2 separate regions of the Mus musculus genome follow, and region 2 is linked to region 1. Evidence: chromatin contacts called from ENCODE Hi-C data. All regions are on one chromosome and are shown on one strand. The core of a region is the stretch at or near the end of the contact, and the rest is flanking DNA. Distances in the headings are between cores, read along the strand shown. Region 1 holds the start of Tescl (tescalcin-like). Region 2 holds the start of Rpl27a (ribosomal protein L27A).

Region 1 (7,494 bases), core at 2,063-4,562:
TTTATTTATTTATTTATTTATTTATTTATTTATTGAAACAAAGAAACTAGACTCTCTTATATCAAGTGTTGTAGCTCTTTCAAGGACTGTCAAATGAGCCTGGCCAGGTGTGGTGCATACCTTTAACCCCAGGACTTGAGAGGCAGAAGCAGGTAGATCTCTGTTGAGTTTGAGGCCAGCCTGTCTATATGTCCAGTTCCAGGCAAACTAATGCTACATAAAGAAATCCTCTCTCAAAAACAAAACAAAGATGGAGCCTGCATACAAGTCTGGCCTGCTTAGTGTAGCTCTCCCCCACCTCATCGGAGGAGCTGAAGCAGATAGACTATCACAGAGATCCACGACTGGTCAAAATGCAGGGTATACAGGATCATGGCTGTCCATCTCCAAGTGATACATTTACAACACAACCCCTACACCTGAAGCTCAGAGAGCATTGCAGAAAAGAGGGCAGAAGACAAGGGCACCTGCTTCAAGATAGTGTCTTTTAGATATGACAGGGACACTGCACCCATGATATCTCAACAGCTTTGCTGCCTGAGCAAGACTGGTCCAGTCCCTCCCATCCCCCACCCCTTAACTCTCAAATCCAAGATGTCTTTATTATTGTTATATATGTGTACATAAATACAACAGAGTCCACCAGTGTTGATCATACATATGTATCTGAGTCTAAGGCTGACCACTTGGGATTGGGTAACCTATGGGGGTGAGGAGAGAAGGGGACCTCATCTCAGAAGGAAATGGGTTCTCCTCAACAGCCAGTGATCGCCAGTAGCTCTTCATCTGGGGGAGGGGCCCTGTGGATTCTCTCTCATCCACAGCTGACGTGTTGGCACATGCCTGTAACTCTAGCTCTTGGGAAGTGGGGATGGGAATACAAGGTGACCCTCAACTATCAAGGCCATCTTGGGCTACGACGTGACACTCAAATGCATGCCACAGTGACACCACTAACAAAAAAATAGCTTAACCCTGAGTTAAAGTCATGGCCTGCTTTACCATGGACTGTGCCTTCAAACTCTGAGTCAAACAAGCTCTTCCCCCCTAACGGTGCCTGTTAAGTATTTTGTCCAAGCAACGAGGATACAGCTAGGTTTGACAAACTTTTACTTGTAACGAGCTAGTTTTAACTGCTCAAATCTGCTCTTTCACCAAGCAAGAAGACATTAAGCCTAATGGCATGCTCACAGCATGCCCTGGTACTCTCTTCACCGGGGTCTGTCTGATGCACACAGTGATGAGTTACGAGAGACAATTTCATACACCTGTGCTCTGTACTCTGACCACAGTGACTCCACCCCCTTTCCTCCCTGTTCATTCCCCAGGCTACTTGGCGATTTTACATCCTATGACTTCATGTTATCTATATAAAACTCTAGGATCCACAAATGAGTAGTGTTTCCGTTTCTGGCTTGTTTCTTGTTTTCATGGATGGATAAAATCGACCCCATATATACCACATTTTAACCATTCATTCGTCTGCAGAGGGACACTTGGGCTCGTTCTGTAAGGTGGCAATACTGAGTGATGCTGCACTCTGTGCAGATGTTTGGCATCTACGTGGTCCTCTGGGTGTACATCCATAGCTGGGTCATCTTACACGCGTTCTCACGACCGGCCAGGAAGAACACAACAAACCGGAATCTTCTGCGGCAAAAGCTTTATTGCTTACATCTTCAGGAGCCAGAGAGCAAGAGAGCAAGAGCTCTATTGCTTACATCTTCAGGAGCCAGAGCGCAAGAGAGCAAGAGCTCTATTGCTTACATCTTTAGGAGCAAGAGAGCAAGAGCCAGAGCAAGAGAGAGAATGGCGAAACCCCATCCCCTTTAAGGAGAATTATCCTCCGCCTAGGACGTGTCACTCCCTGATTGGCTGCAGCCCATCGGCCGAGTTGTCGACTCGGTGAAGGCAGAGCACATGGAGTGGAGAACTACCCTTGGCACATGCGCAGATTATTTGTTTACCACTTAGAACACAGGATGTCAGCGCCATCTTGTAACGGCGAGTGTGAGGGCGGCTTCCCACAGGGTCATATGATGGTTCTAGTTCTAGGCTTTCCAGAAACCTCTCTATATTGACTCCATAGAAGCTGAACGAATTTACATCCCTACCAGTCATCGTGTGTACATATTTCCTTCCCTCGCGCCCCTGCATCCTACCCACCATTTATTTTATTGATAGCCATTGCGCCTTGCATGAGATAGATGGGCAAAGGATGCTTACGATTTTCGTGTTTACTGGCCATTGGTACATTTATGTTCTATTCATTCTATTTTTTTGACACAGAGTCTCACTGTGTGAGCTCTGGCCTGCCAGAAACTCACTCAATAGACCAGGCTGGCCTCAAACTCACAGAGATCTGCCTGCCTGCCTCTGCCTCCTGAGTGCTGGGATTCAAGGCAAGCACAGCCACGCCCCGCTCATCTCTTTTGATCATCTTTATTCTTTGAGATGAAATCCATCAAGTCCCATGTACCCTGTAGCTGCTGCAAGAGTCTGCCGGATTCAAGGGGCAGCTTCTCCAGTGTGGGTGTGGCAGCCCGCCGGTCACTGGCATAAGACCGTGGCTTCTAGATTCAGGAAGCTGACTTGCATCTTCACCTCCAATTCGAGGCTCTTCCAGGTCTTGACGAAGTCCTCGAAGGTGATGCCCTCATACTGCTGGCCCGCCATCAGCGGCTGGTCCGACGCCCTGGCCGCCTCCTTCAAGGCGCCCTGGGCGATGGCATTGGCGACGGAGCGCACAGTGTCTCTCTCCACTTGCGGGTGCGCCGACAGCAGGCTCTCCACCACCCGGCGGTACTCCTGCAGGGTAATGATCCCATCGCCGTCCTGGTCGTACATGTTGAAGAGGAACCGCATCTTGTCCTTGCGGTTCTGCTCCGCCTCCTCTTTGTTGAGACTGGGCCGCAGCGGCCGGAAGTAGGAGATGATGGTCAGGAAGTCCTGGAAGGTGATCTCCTCCGCCAGACCGCTGGTCCCTTTGCCCAGGTTCCGGTTGTCGAAGAAGGCGCGGACGATCCTGGAGCGGATCGGATTGAACTCCAAGTCCAGGATGTTGTCGAAGCTCTCTGGCTGTAGGGTGGGCTGGTCCCCGCTCAGCAGCCTGAACCTCTGGTGCAGCTGCTTGATCTGCTCCCAGCTGAAGTCGCACTTGTTCAACACCTCCTGGATGTGCGCCCACCATAAGTCGGTCCTGCTCTCGCGCTCCCACTCCTCCTTGGACGAAAGGGAGGCGCCCATGGTGCCCCGTGTGCTCGGAACGACCTCAGGCGCTCAGTGGAAGGGTTCGGGCTTCCTGGTCGGTCTCACCTTGCTGCCGTTCTGATTTATTAGGTCATCAAAGCAACCTCTGTTAGGGCAGGTCCGTCACAATCCCCGAAGGCTCTTTCCTCTCCAAATTCAGTGAAATGAAGCATATTGAAATAAATATTATATATGTGTTGTATATTACGCATTGCGTATTATAGATTGCATATTATATATTATGTTACATGTTACATCTATTATGTGTCATATGTTTATTATATATTTTATACATTATATAATTTTATATATATGAAAAGAGAGAGCACGCTTTGGTTTTCCTAGGACAACCAAAGATACGTGTCTTTGTCTTACAAAAGATGCTAAAATGGCCAGTGATGCCAACATTCAGGAGGTAGGGGCAGGAGAATCTCTGTGAGTTTGAGCACAACATGATCTGCACAGTTGAGTTCCAAGTCATTCAAGGGAAGGATGGAGAGGGGAGGGGAGGGGAGGGGAGGGGAGGGGAGGGGAGGAGAGGAGAGAGGATAGGAGGGGAGAGTAGAGGAGGGGAGAGGAGAAGGAAGGAGGGGAGGGGAGGGGAGGGGAGGGGAGAGCTCAGAGAAGCTCACCAAGATGCCAAGCCTTCATTTCCTAAAGGAACAGAGGAGTTCAGCCTTCTTGGAAAAGACTGACACACAGCTAGCTCACTCCAGTTACTTTATTCAAACATCATACAAGGTTAATTGGAGCTGGGAAGGGTTTCAGCTACCAAAGTTAACTTACTCTTGCTGCCCTTGAGAGCAGACATCCCACACAAATCTCAGTCCCGTTTCACCATGGCTAGCCATAATCACAAGTAAGAACTCCATGTTTGCCCAGGAGTGTCTTAGGACCAAGGTTGTGCAGCTGCAAGCTCTCATGTCATGCCAAGTACAGACTTTCCAGGGAGACATCTCTTCAGGGTTCAAATAGTCACAAAACAATTTCTCAGCCTCTACTCACTAATCCAAACATAGCAATGGCTTTGCTAAACAGTTCACTCAAACCCAGACACAAAGGCTTTACTATACATCCACTCAAAGCCACACACAAAGGCTCTACTATACAGACCCCTACATGGGAAGGGAGAGTTTACTCTGCTTACACTTCCTTCCATATCATACCCCATCAGCAGGCTCTCGAACTAGGACCCAAACGACAATGACAGTGCATGACTCCCATTCGGAACTCTGCCTTCCAGGCAGGATGTGGCCGTCCATGTCTGGGAATCAGAGAAGCTGTGATGACCTGCAGGAGACTCTCACAAGGCACGGCTACTATCATTCTCTTGTCGGTAGATGGGAGGAGCATTGGATGCATAGGAGCACAGCAACCCTCTCCCTCCTGCTCCATACACAGTGGAAGCAGAGTGGGCAGCAGGTCGACCTGAGAGGAAACTCCAGGGATGCATCTCTTGCCAGTCATCACCCTCGCTGCTCAAGTGAATCCTCAGGCATACTCCGATAATTTCAATAAGTTCCTTCAGTGGTTTTTTTTGTTTTTTGTTTTTTGTTTTTGTTTTTGTTGTTTTTTTTGTTTTTGTTTTTGTTTTTGTTTTGTTTTTTTTTTTTTTGGTTCTTTTGTGGTATTCTCCATTGGAGTGAACACAAATAGACTCCCTAGGGAGTCACACTGTAGTCATTCGGGTCCTGGGCTGTTCCTGGAGCTCACTTCAGCTCTCTGCCTAGGAAGTGAGATGGTAGGGACCTGAGAAAGCGGTGGCATCTGTCCTTGTCTATATAGTGAAAGGACAGGATAGGTGCAGAGAGTGGGAGGGAGGGCATAAAAGCAGACTGACTGCAGAACACAGCTGGGGTCTCCCTGGCTCCTAGGTCAGAATCTCCTGACACACCCCCCCCCCCAGTCCCATCATCTCTTCATATGGTCCTGAACTCTCCTCTCCTCTAATTAGCATACTACACATCTACCACATCTACCAGCTGGGAGAGTGCCTGCCTAGCACAAAGCCCTCGGTTTGAACCCCAGCACCCCAGAAACTGTGCATGGTGGTGCATGCCTGTAATCCAGGGTAGAAAGAATTATGAGTGCAAAGCCATTCTTAGCTACCTAGTGTTTTCAAGACCAGTTTGGGCTCATGAGACGCTGTCATTAGTCCTTCACTAATCCCGCTAATCTGGAAGTGTGGTTTAAGATTTATTGTGGCCAGCAGGTGGCGACAAAGTGTCTTGTGTATTACACGGAGAAAGCTGGCTTTCTGCTTCCACTTCAAAAGGATTCAGCTTTTAGCAACTAAAGGCCTCTTTCCTAAGTTGTCCAAAAAGATCCTGCCTTCTTCATGCTTTCTCACCAGACACAGGGGATCCTCCCTCAAGTTCCTAATGGTACCTAACATGAACTTTATTTGATATTTCTTGTTTTAAGATTCTTTTTTAAACCGGGCAGTGGTGGCACATGCCTTTAATCCCAGCACTTGGGAGGCAGAGGCAGGTGGATTTCTGAGTTCAAGGCCAGCCTGGTCTACAGAGTGAGTTCCAGGACAGCCAGGGCTACACAGAGAAACCCTGTCTTGGAAAAAAAAAAAAAGGAAAGAAAGAAAGAAAAAAAAAGATTCTTTTTGAGACAGGGTAGCCCTAGCTGTCCTGGGACTAGCTCTGTAGACCAGGCTGGCCTTGAACCCACAGAGATCCACCCACTTCTGCCTCCCCAGTGCTGGGATTAAAGGTGTGCGCACAGCCATACCCAACTGCTGTATTCCTTCCTTTTACTTAAGGGGTTGTGTCTGTGTGTGTTACAAGTACAGTTTCCAAAGATGCCTGAAGAAGGTTTAGGTTCCTCTGAAGCTGGAGGTACAGGCGATTGTGATGTGGGGGCTGGGAACCAAACTCAGGTCCTCTAGAAGAGCAGCCCGTGCTCTAACCATGGAGCCACCTCTCTAGTCTTTGGTATTTTATACTGGTTTTAAAAACTAGCTATGAATTTATTTTTTTATGTGTACCTGTGTTCTGCTTGTGTGTGTGTCTATGTACATGCATGCCTGGTACCCACAGAGGTCAGAAGAAGGCATTAGATCCATTGAACTGGAGTTACAGACAGTTGTGAGATGCCATGTGGATGCTGAGAATTGAACTCAGGTCCTCTGGAAGAGCAGCCCGTGCTCTTAACCGCTGAACTACATCTCCAGCCCCACTGGCTTTGTTGTGAGACTGGGTTTCAACGCAGGGAACTCCTGACCCTCCTATCTCCACATCCTGAGAACTGCGCTTGTAGACATGGCGCCACCACACCCAGCACACTGGGTAATTGTTCCCTGCACCAGACCGGAAATTTAAATCCACGAGTCTTTTTGCTTGTTGCAAATTGCCGCATGTTAATGAACATGCAATTACCATTAAGAATGACAAAACATGCAAGTGGGTGGAATGTGCAGAGCACAGCTGCGATGGCTGCTGACGTTTCCTCAGTGTAAAAATAAACTATTACTATAACCCTGCGACCTGTTACCTGGACACTTAAGTTGTTAAAATTCCAAGATAAAATACCAACTCTATTTCACACCTGTCAAGTTGTTGCAAAGTCAGATATGGCACAGACTAGTGATTTCAACACTCTGGAGGTAAAGATGGTAGGGGTCAGGAGTTCAAGACTAGCCTTAGCTTTATAGGGAGACTGGGGCTAGCCTGGGCTATATGAGCTCCTGCTGCAAAACCCACCTCATCAACTCCATCCATTAAGAAGAAGAAAAGTTATCAAGATGAGAATGTGGGAAGCTGTTGCAGTAGGAGGTGAAAGAGTCTCGAAAGCTGTCTCGTTTTGTTGCATTTATCTTTTGTTTGGGAGGTGTGTGCATGTGCGTGCATGGACACACGTCTGTATGTTCATGGAGGGAAGTGCCTTTACCCATCAAGCCATCTCTCTGCCTGAAAATTGCTGCTTTAGCTGACAGTATCACCTCCCAATAATATTTCAACTGTTGTCCCCGAGCCTTTAGCACATGACTTTTGGGGAACTCCTAAGATCATGCCATCACCTGAGCCTGCGATGTGGACTGAGACATTCTCCAGCCCGGCAGCCAACCCTGAGAGCTTTAGTGTCTCTGTAGGTCACGGGGTGTAAGCTCAGGTTACACTTGAAATAGGTTTATTTTATTTATTATTTTATTTATTTAAGTGTAGCCATGGCTGGCCTACTATTCACTATGTAGACCAAGGCTGGCCTCAAACTCACTGAGATTTGCCTGCTACT
Region 2 (7,494 bases), core at 1,518-4,017, about 85 Mb after region 1:
CCTGTCATGAAAAAATAAAAAAGAAGAAGGAGAAGGAGAAGGAGAAGAAGACAGGTCTGGAAGTGGTCATACTTCCAAGAACAGCTGCTGTCTGAAGTCCTAAGGAAAATCAGGAACCCTGAGAAAAAAAGGAAAGAGGCCAGCAGGGCACTCTTTCAGAAGATAGTGTGTTGCCAGGACCAGAGGAGAGATCTGAGATTTACCTGCCTCCCCAGGCAGCCACTGCCTGGCACCATCTCTCTTTGCCTCATTCCACAAGTGTTGTCTGAGCTCTGAACCTCCAAAGTAAGTAGCTCAAATGCCTGCGATGTCACAAGGCTGTGATATACTTCATGGAATTGTCACAAAGAACAGTTCTCATGTATCACGTTCAAGGTCGTGGTCAGTGGGGAGGGAGAGGTGACCTAATGTCTTAACATATGGCTACTATTATTCAACTTTTCAGATAAAGAACTGAGCCTTCTCTGTTTTGTCAGGGCTGATAGACCTGAAGAAGCTAACTTTGCTGAACGAGCACAGGAACCATGAATCAATGGGCTGGTTGCCTAATGAGGAAGAAATGGAGCTGTCTAGAAAACCACAGCTGGACAAATTCCCCAAACACTCCCTCTACTCTAGAGATCAAACTGTCACTAAGACTACTGGGTAAGGTTCAGCCAGGTGTCCCGAGGAGAGGATGTAGCTCATCTATAACCAAAGCACTTGGCAAACTATTCAGAAACAGGATTCTAGTTCTGCTCTTTGCCCTGACTTGATACTTGCTCCAGGTCCCATTAAAATTCACTTAATGTTACCCTCTATTCCCAAGGCTCTTCCTAGCTAGCTTTCCTCCATTGATAGATCACGTCCCTAATGGTAATTTCTAAGTAATTTGGCTCATTCCTTGAACATATGGGACAGCAGCAGATCTCTTCTTAAATTTTGATCCCAACTCTCAAACCTCTCTTTCTGCTAGACTTAGGCAGTATATGATTAATGCCTGTGAGATGAAGGAGAGATGAAGATCAGAGTATTGTGAGGTCAAAAGGGAGTGGTCACTGAGACTAAAAACGGGGAATCTGGAGAGGGAAGGGGAAGGCTAGGTCCAGGCTCTGTACCCTACCAACTTTATAACCTAGGACAAGTCACCCAGTTCTGTGTCTTTTGTCTCATGAAAAAATGAAGCTAGATTTTGTAAAGTTCAAGGCGCTCTGAGGATGTTGGGGGTCTTACCATTGTGGCCTGGAGTGCTATTGGAAGTAGTAGAATACTAAGGTAGTTCCTCTATTCTTTAGAGTTCAGAAAGAGTTGGTCATGAGGGTACATGCTTAAAATCTCAGAACATGGGAAGCTAAGACTGGAGGATCAAAAGGTTAAGGTTAGGGAAATCAAGAGTGGTACTGGGATACTAGCAGTGAAGGCATGGGTAGTTCTAATATTTGTCCTTATAACAGAAAATGGTAGTCCTCAGCCCTCAAAGAAAGCTCTCTTTGCAACAGGCAGAAAGAAACTGATATAGAAAGCTATAACCAATCAAAATGCAGAGGTGTGAAGTCCAGTCCCACTGGATAAATCTGTAAAACAACCCCTCCACCTAAGGCGAGGGAAAGACTGTAAGAGCCAGAGATCAGAGGCTTTACTGTGAAATTGTGTGTCCTAGGAGTGTAAGAAGCCACACCCATAGTATCACCAACAGGACTGCCTGAATAGGAGCTGAACAAGGACAGCCATAGATATGCTATTACAGCCCACACGAGAAAGTTCGAGACCATCATGCCTAGCCAATCGATTAGGAGTGTAACTCCAGCAGTCAGGAGGTACAAGGCCAGCCTTGGCTTCAGAGTAAGACCCTGTCTCAAAACAAATACAAGATCTTGAGGAAATGGTGTGGCTAAAGTCAAACTGCCCAGATTGTAATGGACTAAACACCGAGCAAGAAGCTAGCAGACAGACAGGATTTGCCCACTCTGCTTTCTGAGAGTTTTGACTAGAATATTCTTTAGTTTAACGGATCAAGTAAGAAACAATAAAACAGATTAAGGGGTTAGAATCTTGTGCACAAGTGTACCACTTTTGTTAGCAAGCAGGCTACACGCCAGGAACTCATGGATTTAAAAGGAAAACAAGCAAAATTGCCCAGTCCTGAACCCTTAGAGAATCTGGGCTCTATCGGGAAGAAAAATGTAACTTGGCAATTAGAAGTTACAAGTGTGATAGTTCGAGTAAACAAGTAACAAAACAGGTCCAAGAAGGTCGACACGGAAAATACTTGTATGAGGAGCACGCTGGGCTGGGAACCTCGGGTCCAGGGGAGTAAAAGCATACCAGCCAGAGTCTGGAGAAAATTCAAATGTGATGTTTATACAAAATAGTTACAGAATCTAGATCCCTGAAGCACAGAAGGCTGTTCAAATTTGGCAGGACATGAAGAGAGGACCAGAGCAAAAGAGAAGGGCAGTGTCCCTTTAAGGGACGTCAGAGGCCCTGCGGAAGTCTTGCCGATGCTCTGAGCCACCGCCATTGCTGCCCGGAGACAAAAACCAACCGCACCAGAAAAGAACAGTGCACTCCGACGATGACCGGCCGCAGCGGCGCTCGACTAGGGAGGAGCTACCGGGGCTTCCGGGGGCGGGCGCCACCGGTTCACCCCGCCCATCCACACGGAAAGGAAGAGGCGGGCGCCGGGAGCCGTGACGTCAGGAGCCCTTCCCGAAGCCGGCCTCCTGGCCGGAAATGAAGCATTGGTCCCGCCCCCGCGCCTGCTACCTCGCGAGACTTCGTGAGCTCCTCCCTTTTCCCTTTCTGCCACCGCCATGGTAGGTCTTCTCTTGGCCTCCGCTCCATCGCGGAGGGTCGGGGCTCTGCTTCCCAGCCTTTCAGCTGCTTGCTATGGTCCTAGTGGGTCTCCATGGCTGGGCGTAGCCTGCGGGGCGGGATGACCCACTCGGGTGTGGGGCGAGGAACGTGGGGCCGCGTGTTCCGACCAGAGCTGGGATCGCGTGGACGTGCGGGCCCGGGCGGCTGAGCACGCTCTGAGTCCCGGCCTCGGCTTAGCCGGTGCTCCAGAAGGCAAGTCCTCGTGTGCAGGCCTGATCCGGGCAGGCAGGCATTGCTGCCCTCTCCCCGGTCTCCCCATCCTCTAAGCAGGCCTAACCACTTTGCTGTTTTTCCCACGCAGCCATCCAGACTGAGGAAGACCCGGAAACTCCGGGGCCACGTGAGCCACGGCCACGGCCGCATCGGTAAGTGTGCGCCTCCTCGGCGTTTGGCCTTTGGAGTTTTGTTGGAAAGTAGACATCCGTGGGTGGAAGGAAACACTTGCAGTTCCCCTACTTTATGTTGGTAGCGGGGTGAGAGTTAAACACATGCCGCTGGGATGTGAAATGCCGTAAATGTTCCTTCTATCCCCGAGTCTTGATAAATCGGGCTTAGAAACGGATGGTAAACTGAGAGCAGGAATAAGGGCATGTGAGCAGCTATAAGTCACACAAGTTGCTTTGTGTGCCGACAGGTAAGCACCGCAAGCACCCAGGCGGCCGCGGGAATGCTGGAGGCATGCACCACCACAGGATCAACTTTGACAAATAGTGAGTGTTTTGGAAGTGGGGGCTGAAGGGGTGAGTTAGGACGGTGTCTCCCTGGAAACGGGCTTCTTACCATTTGGTATGGCTAGCTTTAGCAAGTAAACGCTGCACTTGAACTGAGGGGACCTGTCCGAGGCTAGAGTCACGCTCAGGTATTGCTTGTTGCCTTAGTGTGCTTAAGTCCTCGAAGAATAACTGCTGACCTTATTCACTGGCTGTGTGGACTTTCTGGCACAGTCAGTCACCAGGTTAGTGACATATGTCAAGTTAACCCATTCAAAGTTACGTTGCACCCTATTTAGGGAATCCTTTAAGGAGTGGGGGTGCTACTGAGTGACCTGACTTTTAGTTCAAAAATTGTATCTGGTGCCTGCTGTGTCAATGTTTACAGTAGTGAACACTTACACTCACTAGGAGACAACTACAAAGATAAGTTTTCTCAGTGAGGCTCTGAAGATGGTTGCCTTCCCTCCCCAGTCACCCAGGTTACTTTGGGAAAGTTGGTATGCGGCATTACCACTTGAAGAGGAACCAGAGCTTCTGCCCAACAGTCAACCTGGATAAACTGTGGACATTGGTCAGCGAGCAGACACGGGTCAATGCGGCAAAAAACAAGACTGGAGTTGCTCCCATCATTGATGTTGTTCGATCAGTGAGTGAACTGACTTGCCATTCGTTTTAAAAGATTTTATGTATATGAGAACACTCTTCAGAGAAAAACAACAGAAAAGGGCATCGGATCCCATTATGTATGGATGGTTGTGAGCTACCATGTGGTTGCTGGGAATTGAACACAGGCTCTCTGGAAGTCCAGTCAGTACTTAGAGCTGAGCCATCTCTCCAGCAGCCTGCCTTGTCACTCTTAATGGGACCTTTAATACACGGTCTTATTTGAAAGCCAAACCTATATATACATTTGGCCATTACCTATTAGAAAATTTTAGTAGAATTGTTGCAGGTGATTGAATTGGTCACATGCTAATAACTCTTCCTCTGCTTGGTTCCCACTTGTTTCCATTTCTAACAGGTTTGCTTTTTGAGGTATATAGTTGGTCCAGAATGGTCTTAAGGCACATCCTGGCTTTTTTTTTTTTTTTTGCAGGTTAAAGTGTTCATTATTTAAGGCCCTATATTGTTAAAAGTACCCCCATCCCCCCCCCCCCCAAAAAAAAAACCACACCAGCCTAAGTGCAGAGACCCAAACCACAGGGAGGCTTTCATGGGCCCATCATTCCTAACCTACTATATTTAGTAGGGTGTAACTGGTCAGGAGTGGGGGGGGGTGTTTGGCCGAGGCTAGAGTCACATCCTGACATGGTGCTTGTCCTGGTGTGCTACAGTTCTCGGAGAGAATCGCTGGTCTTGATTCATTGGTAGGGGCCTTCAGTGTCCCTTCTAGTGCCCAGATCAGAAACATGGCCTATCTGGGCTGGCATATGCTATACTCTCAACTATGGAGGTGTAGTTGGTGAATCTCTATGATCCCATATTGATCTACATTTGAGTTAGAGGCCAGGCTTTACATACCTGAAAAGGGGGAATAAGTCAAGTCCTACCTGAATCTTGGGGTGTTATGTGTCTGATGTATGTTGTGAATCTTTCTATTATAGGGCTACTACAAAGTTCTGGGCAAGGGAAAGCTCCCTAAGCAACCTGTCATCGTGAAGGCCAAATTCTTCAGCAGAAGAGCTGAGGAGAAGATTAAGGGTGTTGGAGGTGCCTGTGTTCTGGTGGCTTAAAAGCCACACCGGAGGTTAATTAAATGCTAACATTTTCCATGTGGTCTTTGCATCCTTCCTTGTCTGCATGTTGGAAATCTGCCTAACATTCTAGGAAGAGGTGAGGTGTGGGCCCTTGAGAGTCAGTCTGTGGGAATAAGTGTAGCCCAACTATGCACAGTTGTAAATTCCTACATCCCCGTGTGTATTGGTCTTGATATTCAAAGAATTGATGAATGCCATTACTTTCAGTCCAAAGTGAAGAAACCTGGTCTCAAAAAATCCCGAGGACCAGAAATGAGATGGGTTTTCCTGAAAATCTAAAGTTCTTGAAAAACCTTGCCATCCAGATTGCTAGCAACTGCCTAGCTTTGTAAGCTTACTGTGATGGACAGGTAGCTCAGGACGACTGGTCACTTAATACTGGACAGATTAGCATGGAAAACTTAAGGGGAGGAGGAGGTAGTAGGTTCCATCCAGCTTCGCTTTGTTGGTGGCATCTAGGTGTTGTTCCAAGGGAGCATGCCTACCTGCAACAGGACATCACTGGTTGGGAATACTGTAGAACCAGAGCTGTGACCTTTGAACTACTAGAAAGATGAAATTTTATGTAAAGAGTACCTTGGAGTAAATAAATAAAGCCCAAGATCCTGATTGTCTACATCTTTAAATCTGGAAGTTTTTAGGGAGTAGGTTGTGTATGCTTAGTACTGACGCTGCTTTAGTAGACAAGTGCGTAGTAAGAGGCAGTATAAGTTGGGTCACTAAATACGGAAAAATTCATTTTAAGATGTGTTGGGGGACAAAAGACTTCTGGCTCTAGAGATAATACTGTGTGCTGCCCCTAGTCCAGATGATGTATCTGTTTATGGGTGGAGGATGATTGACATGCATGTGGCAGTCGGGACAATTATAGGGTCCGTAACATGACAATTGTGTATGTAACCACAGTAATTCTATGTAAAGGTTTAGGCATGTGGCTGCATTGTTATTTCCTAAAGCATATATTTACAGGTTTTTTTTATAACACTATTATACTAAGATGTAAGTTATTTTGGCTGTTGAAGAGTTGGATATGATAGGCTTGAGAATTAGGGAGTTCAGATCTTGTGTGAAGGAACCTGGAGAGCCTTTAATACATTCTGCCAGCCACAAACCAGGCTTGCACTGCCCACACCACCCAAGCCATCAAGTGTATACTCAAGGATGTTCCTGCCTGCGTGTATGTCAGGAGCTCTTGGAGGCCAGAAAGGCACTAGATCCTCTGGAGATGGAGTTACAGGTGCTTGTGGGTGCTAGGAATTGAACCCGAATCTTCTGAAGAGCAGCCAGTGTTTACGGACTTCTCCAGTCCCTAAGTGCACTATTGTAAAATACGTGAAAGTTTTAAAACAAGTTTACACTCCAGTCTGCACTCGGATTGGGAGTGGGGACAGGCAGAAAGGAGAAGCACCTTTAGGGAACTGGGTGTTTTACTAAGGAGTCTACTCTGTTAGGAAGCCCACGCTGAAGGCAGCAGCACCCAAGTCTGATGAATTTTCTGGTAATCTCAGAAGAAAATTTTGCCTTCCCAGAAGACAAAGCTTCCACCTTTGGGCCAGTTGGGGCTTCCATGGGTATCAGTGGAAAAGAAGGAAAGGATAGGAAGAAAACCCAGGATGAGACTCATTCAAATTAGGGTGCTGCAAGGACAAGGAACGTTACAGTTCGCATCCTGCCAAACTCTGTTCTGTGAAGGCCTGGGTAGGAAACCAAAGTAAAGCCCTTGTTCTCCTTCCCTAGAAGGTAGTTGAACTTTCTGAATATATTTCAGTGTAGAAACCTGAGGTGACATGGAAGAGTCATTGGCAGTGAAGCACAGAGTCTGCACCCAGTGTTAGCAGTGATATACACACTATATATATAGTGTTTGTTAGTTATAGATATATAGTGTTAGCAGTCTGCTGCTGCTGCTGAGGCTACCCAGTAAAGTCACCTAATGATAGCAAGGGGCAGGGGCAAAGAGCATCCTTCCCATCACTGGAAACACCCTAATCTGTGGCTACCAGAGAAGGAAGCTAAATGGGAACTGACAAGTCATGTACCTTGAGAACTCATGTTCAGGGATGGCCAGGAACCCAACCCAGCCCCTTTGTCATGGCATCGCATCTAGATTCGCCTGGGTTGGAGAGAACTGTAGAAAGTGAAAGGAACACAATAAGACTCTTCAGCCA

The links. Hi-C counts contacts between places; a loop is a spot of excess contacts on that map.
Region 2: a loop to region 1 is called in a map of T-helper 1 cell, with 259 times the contacts of the local background. The contact joins the promoter of Rpl27a here to the promoter of Tescl in region 1. A Hi-C loop is called at or near these places in 2 of 37 maps with a recorded cell type or tissue (T-helper 1 cell and T-helper 17 cell).

The regions. Positions count from the first base shown.
Region 1 is chr7:24,330,653-24,338,146 of GRCm38, forward strand. It overlaps Tescl (tescalcin-like), which reads right to left and starts at 3,313. Exons shown (of 1, transcript NM_001163810.1): 1 at 2,428-3,313. The coding sequence starts at 3,246. The coding sequence ends at 2,551.
Region 2 is chr7:109,516,428-109,523,921 of GRCm38, forward strand. It overlaps Rpl27a (ribosomal protein L27A), which reads left to right and starts at 2,768. Exons shown (of 5, transcript NM_011975.3): 1 at 2,768-2,795; 2 at 3,158-3,221; 3 at 3,491-3,566; 4 at 4,041-4,215; 5 at 5,174-5,942. The coding sequence starts at 2,793. The coding sequence ends at 5,302. It overlaps Snora3 (small nucleolar RNA, H/ACA box 3), which reads left to right and starts at 3,705; the gene lies at 3,705-3,824. It overlaps Denn2b (DENN domain containing 2B), which reads right to left. Exons shown (of 20, transcript NM_001001326.1): 20 at 7,484-7,494. It overlaps LOC115485611 (a small nucleolar RNA gene), which reads left to right and starts at 4,853; the gene lies at 4,853-4,982. It also overlaps a transcript of Trim66 not described here.